2 separate regions of the Homo sapiens genome follow, and region 1 is linked to region 2. The links are chromatin contacts, found by Hi-C or POLR2A ChIA-PET in ENCODE. All regions are on one chromosome and are shown on one strand. The core of a region is the stretch at or near the end of the contact, and the rest is flanking DNA. Distances in the headings are between cores, read along the strand shown. Region 1 has its middle 10 kb from the start of GLIS2. Region 2 holds the start of ZNF213 (zinc finger protein 213).

Region 1 (6,069 bases), core at 3,412-5,911, 1.2 Mb after region 2:
AGGATGGCAGCAGGGGATGGCAAGGCGCTCAGTGGTGAAAGCGTCAGGACTTGAACCCCACCGCCACTACTTTGCAGCTTTGCATTTTTGCATGAACCACGCGGCTTCTCCAAGCCTCCCTCTCTTCATCCACAAAACAGGCCTGATTGTGACAATCTACTCAATAGGGTGATTTTGAAGATTAAACATAGTAATACAAAACAAGTTATTCTGTTTGCCAAAGACATTACAGATGAGGTCATGTAGCCAATACCATGCCAGGAAACCAAAACTCACCTCAAGAAATCTGTTGGGTGGGACGGGCATGGTGGCTTATTCCTGTAATCCCATCACTTTGGGAGGCCGAGGCAGGTGGATCACGAGGTCAGGAGTTTGAGACCAGCCTGGCCAACATGGCGAAACCCCCGTCTCTACTAAAAATACAAAAAAATTAGCCAGCCGGGCGTGGTGGCATGCGCCTGTAATCCCACCTACTCGGGAGGTTGAGGCAGAAGAACTGCTTTAACCCAGGAGGCAGGGGTTGCCATGACCCAAGATTGCGCTAATGTACTCCAGCCTGGATGACAGAGTGAGACTCCGTCTTGGGGGGGAAAAAAGAAAAGAAATCTGTTGGGTAGCCAGGGCATGGTGGCTCATGCCTGTAATCCCAGCACTTTGGGAGGCCAAGGCGGGAGGATCACTTGGGGCCAGGAGTTTGAGACCAGCCTGGGAAACACAGTGAGACCCTGTCTTTACTAAATATAAATGTAAAAAAAAATAGCTGAGCATGGTGGTGTGCACCTATAATCCTAGCTACTTGGGAAGCTGAGGTGGGAGGCTTGCTATAACCCCAAAGGCTGAGGCTGCAATGAGCTGAGATCACACCACTGCACTCCAGCCTGGGCGACAGAGTGAGACCCTATCTCAGGAGAAACAAAGAAAAAGAAATCTGTCTTGTCCTAAGGCTGACAGGGGCAAAACCAGGATCTGAATCACGTGATTCCCGACAGGGCTTTGGCCAGCGCTGTGTGAATACTCACACAGATGGGGGATGCTGGGCAGCTTCAGCTCAGAAGGAACACTGAGTGAGGGACAGATGGACTGGTCCGGCAGGGGACCCGCCCATTCAGCAGATGTCCCTGGGCACAGCTCACATGTCAGTTCTCTGCAAAGCGGACAGGCGGCTGAGAAGTGTCAGAGCCTGCTAATGAGGGCTGGGCAAGAGAGAAGCAGAAGCGAACTTGCCTGGGTCGGGGGAAGGGGATGGTGCAAAGCAACCCTGAGGCCGAAAGCCTGTGTAGCTAGAACCAACGGGGGTGGGGGCGGGCGCTCAGGGCTCAGGGCTCAGGAAAATGAGGTGGCTCTCCTAGTTTTACCAGGGAAAGGAAAACAAGGCAGGAATTTCCGGCAGGGAAACCTGGCTACTCGGTGGGACTCTTAAAGATGACACTTTTTCCTCTATCCTCGAGTGCAGCCTCAAGACGGGCCCTGCTGGTCCATCCTGGGGCGACAGGTGTAGCCAGATTCCCCTCCAATCAAGGAGTCCAACTGGAAAGCTCCAGTGGGTTACCCAAGGGCAGATACCAAGCAAGTCCCTAAAAATGGAGGCCAGTGTGCCCTGGAGGGCAAGTATAAATATGGGGAACTCTGAGCCGGGCGCAGGAGCTCACACCTGTAATCCCAGCACTTTGGGAGGCAGAGGGCCGATCATCTGAGGAGTTCGAGACCAGCCTGGGCAACGTGGTGAAATCGTCTCAACTAAAAATACAAAATTAGTTTGGTGTGGTGGTGGGCGCTTGTGATCCCAGCTTCTCGGGAGGCTAGGGTGGAAGAATCACTTGAACCCGGGAGGCAGAGGTTGCAGTGAGCTGAGATTGTGCCATTGCATTCCAGACTGGGCAAACAAAGAGTGAAATTCCGTCACGAAAAAAATAATAATAAAAAATATGTGGGGAACTCTTAAGTAGAGATGGGGGTTCCCCTCACTTTTGCCTCTTCCACGGAGTTAAAGTGTCAAGGAAAGGGGTTCCCAGGATAAAACTTTCAGGAGTATTCGGTTTTAGGGGCTACAGGCAGAGGCGCAGGACCCTAGAGGGATTTTTTTTTTAGCTGGAGTCTCACTCTGTCGCCAAGGCTGGAGTGCAGTGGTGCGATCTCAGCTCACTGCAAGTTCTGCCTCCCGGGTTCATGCCATTCTCCTGCCTCAGCCTCCCGAGTAGCTGGGGCTACAGGCGCCCGCCACCACGTTCAGCTAATTTTTTTGTATTTTTAGTAGAGACAGGGTTTCACCGTGGTCTCGATCTCCTGACCTCGTGATCCACCCGCCTCGGCCTCCCAAAGTGCTGGGATTACAGGCGCGAGCCACCGCACCCGGCTGCTAAAGGGATTTAGGAGGTGGGTGGAACCACAAAGGAAAAGCTAGCTGCTGGTGGGGTCTCAGCTTGGAAGACGTCAGGGTGTGAACTGTCACTTAAGGAACAGTTTAGGATAGAGCAAGGGATGAGGAAGCCCACCTGGAGTTCGGCAGGAGTGGGTGACCTCAGGTAGCCCCCTCTTTTGAGAAACCTGGCCGGGAAGGTTGGAGACATGGCTGTGGCTTGAGGCTAGTGTTTTTTTCTTTTTGGGGACGGAGTTTCACTCTTGTTGCCCAGGCTGGAGTGCAATAGCACGGTCTCGGCTCACTGCAACTTCTACCTACCAGGTTCAAGGGATTCTCCTGCCTCAGCCTCCCAAGTAGCTGGAATTACAGGCGCCTGCCATCATGCCCAGCAAATTTTTGTATTTTTAGTAGAGAAGGGGTTTCACCATGTTGGCCAGGCTGGTCATTACAGGCCTGAGCCACCTCGCCGGGCAAGACTAGTGTTTGATTGTTCGTTTTGAGATGGAATCTTGCTCTGTCAGCTCACTGCAACATCTGCCTTCCAAGTTCAAGCGATTCTCTTGCTTCAGCCTCCAGAGTAGCTGGGACTACAGCCATGTGCCATCACGCCCCGCTAATAGAGATAGGGTCTTACCATGTTGCCCATGCTGGTCTTGAACTCCTGGGCTTAGGAGATCCTCCCACCTCGGCCTCCCAAAGTGCTGAAATTACAAGTGTGAGCCACTGTGCCCGTCCTGGAGTCAAAGGCTTTGGACTTGAATGCCATCTCTGCTACTTTAGAGCTGTGTGTGCATGTACTTTTAACTTCTCTCTGTCTCCCTCTCAAAATGGGCCCGATAGTAGGTTCCATTTTGGTCTGGTCCCACCAGGACCTCTGACTCGCTGGCGACCTCAGGTAGGGGCTCATGTAATAGCCCAGCTCCTCAAACACGGAGGATGGGTCCCACTCCTGACCCAGCCTCATTTTACAGCAGAGCGTGAAGGCCGAGACTAGAGGCTGCACCAGGCTGGGGAAGGGGCAAATTCTAGATTACTCACCAGGCCCGTACCCATGAGAGCCCTCAGGCCTGCAGCACCGTGGATCCAGAGGCAGAGACAGAGCTTTGTAGAAGGGTGAAAACACTTCCTCCCCGCTTCCGGCTGCAGAAAAGCCACTTTCTCGCGGCAGAGCCCAGACTGGCAACCCCCAGGCCTTCTGCACCTCACCTGGGCAGCAGGCACGCTGACTGTGTGTGTTTCAATCTCTCCAGGCTCAGAGGGATGGCGGGGGATGCTGCCTGCGCGGTTGCTAGTGGCGGACACAGCTGCCTGGCTGACACTGCCTTTGTCATGCTCCAGAGCACTCAGCCAGCCCGGGGCCCCTCACCCACTCCCTCTCTCCTCCTGCCACCAGAAGCAGCCTCTTCCCGGCTCCCACCCTTTCTCCCCGAAGCCACTTGTACCTGCTCCAGAGCCTGGAGAGGTGACAAGTGCTTCCCAGACAACAAAAGCATCTCCCAGGAGAACAGATGTTACGCACACTCAGCTACACCCTTGCTCTGTGCCCTGATTTTAAGCTGTGTTTGGGCAGCTCTTTGGGATGAAACTGAGGCAAGGGGTAAAGGGCCTGTCTTGGTCAAGGTCATCCCACCTTGGGACTCCTGGGTGTGTTTCAGACATCCGTCCCCTTGGGTTCCAATGCTGGTCTGGCCACTTACAAGCTGTGTGACCTTGGGCAAGTTATTTGACCTCCCAGAGCCTAATTTCCCCCCAGATAACGACAGATAGGTAGTGAACCCACCTCTTGCTAAAAAATGTGAGCCATTATTGTCATTACTCCATCCTTTTAATTCCTCTTTCTCTCCACTCCAGCCACATCCGCCTCAATGCCTGCTGCCCCTGGACCTTAGGCTTGGGATGTGAAATCTTTCTGGAATGTTCCTTCGTTAGTTCCTCGCATGGCTTGTTCCCTCGCTTCCCTCTTTTGAGTCTTGACTCAAGTCACCTCCCCAGGGAGGCCCTGTCCTGCCCTGTCCTCCCTGGGCGCTTATGTGACATCCGAGGCGGTTTCCCAATTCGACTACCTGTGGCTCTTGCGCCTGGAACGTAAGCCCCACGAGGACAGGACTGTTTCACTTCTGACTCCCGTGTCCGCAGCGATGGAAAGAATGACTGTGGGCGCCTACCCCCGGAGGATGCTGTCGGCGCCCAGTCTGGCGGCTCCCGGCGCGCGCCCGCGAGGTCACGTCCGGGGCGCGCCGGCCGGAAGGAGGCCCCGCGTGGGGGTAGGGGCGGGGCGTCCGAGCCAGGCCACGCCCCCCGGACTCGCGCCCCCCTCTCAGCGGCAGAGCCAGCCAGCCTGGGGCCGCCTCGCACTTCCGCTCACCAGCCGGCTTGTTCATATTCATGAGGCGGGCGAGAGGCGGGGCCCGGGTCACCGGCGGCGCCCCGCCCCTGGCTTGGAATCCCGCCCCGGCGGAGGCTTGGGCCCCAGTGGGGCGCCCCCAGCTTCCGCCTCGGGGAGGGAGTTTCCACTTGGTCACGACTCAAAAATGTGTCGCTCGCGCTTCTCCGCCCCCTCGTTCCTGCCCTGGGGGGGTCTCCTCCCTCGGAAGGCAGGAGGGGAGGGGCCAAGGGAGGGACGGCTCCTCCTCCCCGGGGCAGGTCCTTAGGGATCCCGGGCGGACTCCTCTCCCTCCAAGTTAGCGCCTTCAACAATCTTTCCCCTACCCCGTCAGACAGTCTTCTGTCGCCCAGAGCTGGAGTGCAATGGCGCGATCTCGGCTCACTGCAAGCTCCGCCTCTCAGGTTCAAGCGATTCTCCTCCTTCAGCCTCCCGAGTAGCTGGGATTGCAGGTGCGCGCCAACACGCCTGGCTAATTTTTGTATTTTTAGTAGAGATGTGGTTTCACCATGGTGGCCAGGCTGGTTTTGAACTCCTGACTTCGTGATCTGCCCGCCTCGGCCTCCCAAAGTGCTGGGATTACAGGCGTCAGACGGCGCACCCAGCCCTGCAATAATCTTAAATTTTTTTTTTTTTTTGAGTTGGAATCTCGCTCTGTTGCCCAGGCTGGAGTGCAATGGCGTGATCTGGGCTCATCGCAACCTCTGCCTCCCGGGTTCAAGCGATTCGCCCACCTCAGCCTCCCAAAGTGCTGGGATTACAGGCCTGAGCCACTGTGACCGGCCTTTTTTTTTTTTTTTTTTTTTTTGAGACTGGGTCTCACTCCGTCCCCCAGGCTGGAGTTCAGTGGCACAATCGGCTCACTGCAGCCTCCACCTCCTGGGTTCAAGCAATCTTCCCGCCTCAGCTGTCCAAGTAGCTGTGACTACAGTCATGCACCACCACAACTAGCTAATTTTTTAATTTTTTGTAGAGATGGGGCAGGGTCTTAGTATGTTGCCCAGGCTGTTCTCGAACTCCTGGGCTCAAGCAATCCTCCTGCCTCGGCCTCCCAAAGTGCTGGAACTACAGGCGTGAGCTACTGTGCCCAACCAAAACTACCTTTTTTACTTTTTATTTATTTATTTTGCGATGGCGTCTCGCTCTGTCACCCAGGCTGGAGTGCAGTGGTGCAATCTCAGCTCACTGCAACCTCTGCCTCCTGGTTTCAAGCGATTCTCGTGCCTCAGCCTCCTGAGTAGCTGGGATTACAGGCGTGTGCCACCATGTCCAGCTAATTTTTGTATTTTCAGTAGACACCGTGTCTCACTATGTTGACCAGGCTGGT
Region 2 (6,262 bases), core at 237-2,736:
CCCGTCTCTACTAAAAATACAAAATTAGCCGGGCGTGGTGACACATGCCTGTAATCCTAGCTACTCGGGAGGCTGAGGCAGAAGAATCGCTTGAATCCAGGAGGCGGAGGTTGCAGTGAGCCAAGATCGCGCCACTGCAGTCCAGCCTGGGTGACAGAGCGAGACTCTGTCTCAAAAAAAAAAAAAAAATATATATATATATATATATATATATATACACACATATATAATATATATTCACAGGCATATAACTGTCTGAACAGTAAAACTGTAAGAACACACTAAAACATGAATAGTACTTATTCCTGGATGGTCGTATTAGAAATGTTTTTTACCTTCATTCATTAAACAAATATTTACTAAGCATCTACCATGTGCCAGGCACAATTCTAGGTGCTTGTCATAGGGCATTAAAAAGTGTCTGCCCTCATGAACACTTATCGTTGAGTCGTGGGAAACACGTATATGTCAGGTAGTGATAAACATTAGGGAGAAAAGTTAACGCCGAGCACAGGTTGTTTACAGAGCTGGGGAAGGCCTCCTTGAGGGGGTGACATATGAGCAGAATGAGGGAGCAAGCCTTGTGGCTATCACGAGAAAGCTATCTTTATGGTTTTCCAATTAATTTTCTAAATTTTCTCTTCCAAGCATGCAACACCTACATAATTAAGACAAAACAAACCAAAAAAACTCTTTCCATTTATGAAAGAGATCTGGAGCCTGAAATCATCTCCGGGTCGAGGCGTGGAGAGAGTGGGAGAGGATCCGAGGGTATGGAAAGGACCCCGAGCCCCCCTGCTCTAGATCCCTCCGGGCCGTGGGACCCCTGACGCCCAGCAGCAACTCGTGGACAAAGCAGCTGGTGAGAGAACGCGGGACTCCGGCCAGGTCAGTGTCCCGCTTGCCGCGTCCTGCTAAGGCGACCCGAAGACAGAGGATCGCCGCAGGAGGCTCCGCGCCCCTTACCCGAGGGCACTTCCCAGCAAGCTCGACGCCTCTCCAGGGAATTGGGAGGAGCGGGACCCAAGAGGCTAGAAAAGAGTCTCCCCGGCCCGAGCTCCACGGCCCGCGGCCTTTCGGCCCTCACCTACTAGTTGGCAAAGAAAGACCGTGGCAGAAGGAAGAGGCCGCTCCAGCGCATCCCTTCGGGCGGAGCAGAAGCTCCACTTGTGGCTAGGCCATGTGCCCTCTCCGTTCCTCGGGCCAGCCTTGGCTTCCCCTTTTTGTCGCTCAAGGGCCAGGGTCGCAAGGAAATGTGAAAAAAAAGCGGAGACAAAAGAGAACGAGGTAAATCTAGATGCAGAGCCTCGCCTTTCCTCCCGGGTGCAGGTGTATGACGCGTATGGAGTTTCTGTCTTCTAATAGGCAGCCTGAGAATTCTTCCTGTTCATTGGCCATCGGTCATGGAGAAGGCGGGCTCAGTGGACGAACGGCTTTCTGGGAGCTGGGGAATGCTTGCGTAGCGTAGTTTCCCAGCGAGCCCCGCGAGGACTTCCGGCGCCGGGAGCTCGCGGCGGAAGTGGGATCTCCTGGGCCGTAGTGGGCGTTGTGTGTTTCGGGGGCGGGGGCGGGGGCGGGGGCCGGGGCGGGGACGGGGCCTCTGGCCGCCTGGCTCCAACATCAAGCACCGGGCTCCGAGTGGCCGGGATCAGCGCCCCGAGGCAGAGGCCGGAGGGCGCGCGCACTGCTAGGAAGTGCTGGTCCCCCGCGCCGCTCTGCCAGCTTGGTCCCCCGGCAGACGCCCCTGTACGATCGCCGCTCGCCCCGCGGGCGAGGCTGCGGTGGACAGCGCGGGGCTCCGGCTGGCTCGCCTTCCCGCCTGCCGTGTCCTGCTGAGCGACCCTGGTGAGTCCTGGCCCTCTTCGAGGAAAGTCTTCTTCGAAGTCACCAGAGGATGAGAATGGTGCGCGCACCTTTCAGGGGTCTTGTGAGGAGCAGAATAAATAAAGTGCTTAGGATGGACTAAAGAATTGGAAACAACCCGAATGCATCACTCGAGTATTGATTAAGAAACTAGAGCATATCCATACCGCGGAAGCTCATAGTGCCGCTAATGTCTGTGCAGTAAGGTCTCATTTATGTAGAAACACATCAAGCACCTTTTCTCCCCGCTATGGATGACTTTTTTAGTAAAAGCACAGGAAAAGGTCTGGGACGTCATTTGTCAGACTGTTAAGTCGGGGGGTACAATGGTATTGAGGAAGGGAGAGTTTTACAGATTTCTATATTGTTTGAATCTTCCCTTTTTTATTAAGATGGTTTGTATTTTTTTCATTTTCTTTTTACTTTTCTTTTCTTTCTTTTTTTTTTTTTTTTGAGATGGTCTCACTCTGTTGCCCAGGCTGGAGTACAGTGGTGCGATCATAGCTCATTGCAACCTCAAACTCCTGGACTCAAGCAATCTTTCCTCCTCAGCCTCCCCAGTAGCTGGGACTACAGGAGCCCCACCTGGCTTTTTTTGTTTTTTGGTACAGATGGCGTCTCACATTGTCTTCCCAAAGGGGTCTTGAACCCCTGGCCTCAAGCAATCATCCTGTGTCTGTCTCCCAAAATGCTGGGATTACAGGCATAAGCCACCAAGCCCGGCCAGTTTGTATTTTTATTGTTGAAACAAAAAATCGATTACTGAAAATTGCATAATACACTTTTCAGTAGAGAGTAACAATGTAAGGTATAAATGTGTCATACATTTATATGTACCTGTGGATAAATGGCTTTGGATGGTGTCTGTAAGCCCTTCTGTGACACCTCAGGGCCAGATGTGTTTTGGAATTCAGAGGTTTTCAAATTTGAGAAAGATAATATAGTGCACAGACGATATATCAAGCACATCTCCAGAGGGATCTGGGGCAACACTAAATAATGAAACATATCAGTTAAAATTTTTTAATTAGGCCGGGCGCAGTGGCTCACGCCTGTAATCCCAGCACTTTAGGAGGCCGAGGCGGGTGGATCACAAGGTCAGGAGTTTGAGACCATCCTGGCCAACATGGTGAAACCTCGTCTCTACTAAAAATACAAAAAATTAGCTGGACGTGGTAGCTGGTGCCTGTAGTCCCAGCTACTTGGGAGGCTGAAGCAGGAGAATCGCTTGAACCTGGCAGGCAGAGGTTGCAGTGAACTGAGATTGCGCCACTGCACTCCAGCCTGGGCGACAGAGTGAGACTCTCTCTCAGTAAAAAAAAAAAAAAAAGATATTTAATTGATGTATAATGTGCAATACAGAAAAACACACGAGTGGGTATAGCTCAATGAAATTTTATAAACTGAAGATATATGTTATTAATATTTCCACCATAATTTTGAACATTTACATTTAGTGGAATAAATTGAGATTATAAATATGCTTATATCAGGTCAGGTGGTGCTGCCAAATGAATGACATTGGGTTTTGCTGTCAAAGAGTTATGAAACACCCGGGTTTTGGATTTCTGGCTTTGGGATGAGAGCTTGTGGGCCTGTGTTAATAGGAGAGACAGTCACATGAGCAAGGCATTACAGTAAAGCCTAGAAAAGGCTTCAGGGCCATGAAAGGATGGGGACTGGATGGCTCTTCAGCCTGGGGTTTGCTCGTGTATTCCACATCCTTCCTCCTCAGTCCTGCCATTTTGCTCTTTCCCCAGGAGTACACATCCAGATGCCAGCCCAGCTACCACAGGGGATCCCTCTGGGAGACTGAAAGTACAGGTTCTGGGGCCCAGGTTGAAGCCGACCAACCCTGAGCCTCAGGCCAGGGGAATGGCAGCCCCCTTGGAGGCCCAGGACCAGGCCCCTGGGGAGGGAGAAGGGCTTCTGATTGTGAAAGTGGAAGATTCCTCCTGGGAACAGGAATCTGCCCAGCATGAGGATGGCAGGGATTCCGAAGCCTGCCGCCAGCGCTTCCGGCAATTCTGCTACGGGGATGTGCATGGGCCTCATGAGGCCTTCAGCCAGCTCTGGGAGCTCTGCTGCCGCTGGCTGCGGCCCGAGCTGCGTACCAAGGAGCAGATCCTGGAGCTGCTGGTGCTGGAGCAGTTCCTGACAGTGCTGCCAGGGGAGATCCAGGGCTGGGTGCGTGAGCAGCACCCGGGAAGCGGTGAGGAGGCTGTCGCCTTGGTGGAGGACCTACAGAAGCAGCCAGTGAAAGCCTGGCGACAGGTGAGGGGCCCTTCCACATCCAGGGGCACCTGGATGGTATCTGAGCTCGAGAGAAGTGGGTAACCTGCAGAGATAAGTCTCCCAGAGGCTCACAGGGTAGGGGAGACACAGAGCCCCCAGGAGCAGGCACACAAGCACAGTGTGCCATGGGTGCCTTTCTGAAAGATGCGATCCAAAGTAAATGTGATTTATTTTTTGTGGCTTTGGAAGGCAGCAATAGGGCTGAAGTGCGAATGTTCCAGACAGGAGGTTTTAGCTCCATGCAGGGTCTGCTGATGTTTATTTGCATTTTGCTCTAGGCCTGGCTCTGGGGACACAAGGGTGTGCATAGAGCCAGCTCCAGAGTGGGGCGAGAAGGTGGAGCTGTCCGGGGCCTCTGCTACCTTGTGGGATGTTGGGTCCTTCACATTGGATGCATCTGGGGAGGTTCTAATGAGTGGCTGGGGGATGGGGTTCTGCCTTTGGCAGGAGGGTCCCCAGCTACCCCCTTGCTAAGTGGCTGTGATTCTGGCCTTTCAGGGCTGGTTCTTGCCTCGTGAATGATCGGGGAGCATCCTTGGGCACACAGCATTACCTGGTATCACATTCTCCTCCGGACTTTTCCTGGGGCACCATATTGGTCTCCTTCCCACACCCCAGCATCCTGAGGGTCATGTCCTGTGTCTCCTTCCCAGGGAGTAAACTCTGTCTCCCCCGGTCTGGTCTCGGGCTGATGAGCATGTTGTGGTTCCTGCACAGGATGTGCCCTCGGAGGAGGCGGAACCCGAGGCTGCAGGCCGGGGATCCCAGGCCACGGGGCCTCCCCCGACGGTGGGGGCACGGAGGCGGCCGTCTGTTCCCCAGGAGCAGCACAGCCATAGCGGTGAGTAAGCCTCCGTTCTTGTGGACAGTCGAGTGGCTGGGCAGGGACCTAGCTTTGTCACCGGCGTTGCCCTAAGGGTCACAGGCAGGACAGCTCCCTCTGTGAAGTCCAGGGCGTGTGTGCATGCGCACAGGCTGGGGAGGCCATAGGCGTCGGTGTCAAGCCTGGGCTGGCCTTTCTAAGGCTCCATTCTTCTCCTTCAGCCCAGCCTCCTGCTCTTCTTAAAGAGGGTCGTCCCGGAGAGACGACGGACACCTGCTTTGTCTCTGGGGTCCATGTGAGTCACCAGTCCCTTTGTCTTCTTTAAGGCACTTGGCCCTGTTGAGTTTGTAAAATGGGACTTGCTGTCCCATCAGGCCTCTTTCATCTGACCCATCCTGTCCCCGCCAGTGCTGCTGGGAGGCCTGAGCCGGGTCTTCTCACCCCATTCCAGGGACCTGTGGCATTGGGAGACATCCCATTCTATTTCTCCCGGGAAGAATGGGGCACCCTGGACCCTGCTCAGCGGGATCTCTTCTGGGACATAAAGCGGGAGAACTCCCGGAACACCACCCTGGGTAAGCACCCAGGGCCTTTGGGTCCAGGCTGGCCGCCCCCGATTCTGCTGGAACTTCAGTCTTGTTTCCCACCCCATCCTTAGCTGGTTCCAAAGCAGGCTCTCCCTAGGTCTTGCCAGGAGCCTGAGTAACTCCTTTCTTGGCTGATGATCAGTTTTTGTGCGTTTCCACATGCAGCATGGGACGGCGCCGGCGCTGCCCAGCCCTGCAGTTGCTCTAAGGGCAACTTCTCCTTTGAGTCTCACAACCTAGTGCATGGAAGTATTGTCCCCATTTTACGCATAAGGGACCTGAGACTCAGGTCAGTGGATGCTGAAGGGACACAGCTGGGACTTGGATCAGGCACAGTTGTGAGGCCACCTTGGGCTGCTAGGAGCAGGGGTGCTGACGGGGAACCCCAGCTGCTCACCAGCCTGGGCCCCTGCTCGTCAGAACTGCACTTACCAGGTTCCTCTCCATGCCAGGCCCCTTCTCAGCACCATCAGGGATCATCTTGTTCAGTCACACTCCCAGGAGGATGGGCTGCGACCTCTGTCCAGATCTGTGTTGAGTTTGGAGAACTAGAGCCTGCGTGGTGAAGGGAGCCACACTAGCTAGACCAGTTTGGCTCCTCAGTTTCCGACTGTGACGGTTGGGAAAAATTTTCTTTCTTTTTTTTTTTTTTGAGATGGAGTCTTGCTCTGTCGCCAGGCCGGAATGCAGTGGT

What was found. A loop is a pair of places that touch in the nucleus more often than their neighbours do. ChIA-PET counts read pairs that join two places held with the same protein, here RNA polymerase II (POLR2A). Pooled maps may share reads with other maps.
Region 1: a pooled map shows a loop between it and region 2 (11-fold over the local background). The contact joins the enhancer-like site here to the promoter of ZNF213 in region 2. A Hi-C loop is called at or near these places in 6 of 50 pooled maps. POLR2A ChIA-PET finds 5 or more read pairs at or near these places in 3 of 52 experiments (PC-9, activated B cell and endothelial cell of umbilical vein).

What each region holds. Positions count from the first base shown.
Region 1 is chr16:4,303,035-4,309,103 of GRCh38, forward strand. No RefSeq gene overlaps it. Among named protein-coding and RNA genes, the nearest start is that of GLIS2, 10 kb to the right of the region's middle. RefSeq lists an enhancer at 2,277-2,789. Within about 2 kb of position 4,662, at least 35 of the 41 ENCODE cell types and tissues checked have a DNase peak (open chromatin) inside an H3K27ac peak, as active enhancers do; they include endothelial cell of umbilical vein, where a contact is called at or near this core.
Region 2 is chr16:3,133,543-3,139,804 of GRCh38, forward strand. It overlaps ZNF213 (zinc finger protein 213), which reads left to right and starts at 1,487. Exons shown (of 6, transcript NM_004220.3): 1 at 1,487-1,845; 2 at 3,624-4,137; 3 at 4,876-4,999; 4 at 5,203-5,276; 5 at 5,433-5,556. The coding sequence starts at 3,739. ZNF213-AS1 (ZNF213 antisense RNA 1) reads right to left here and starts at 1,340. Exons shown (of 6, transcript NR_110900.1): 1 at 1,088-1,340. RefSeq lists enhancers at 1,068-1,237, 1,248-1,437, 4,922-5,422 and a silencer at 1,548-1,777.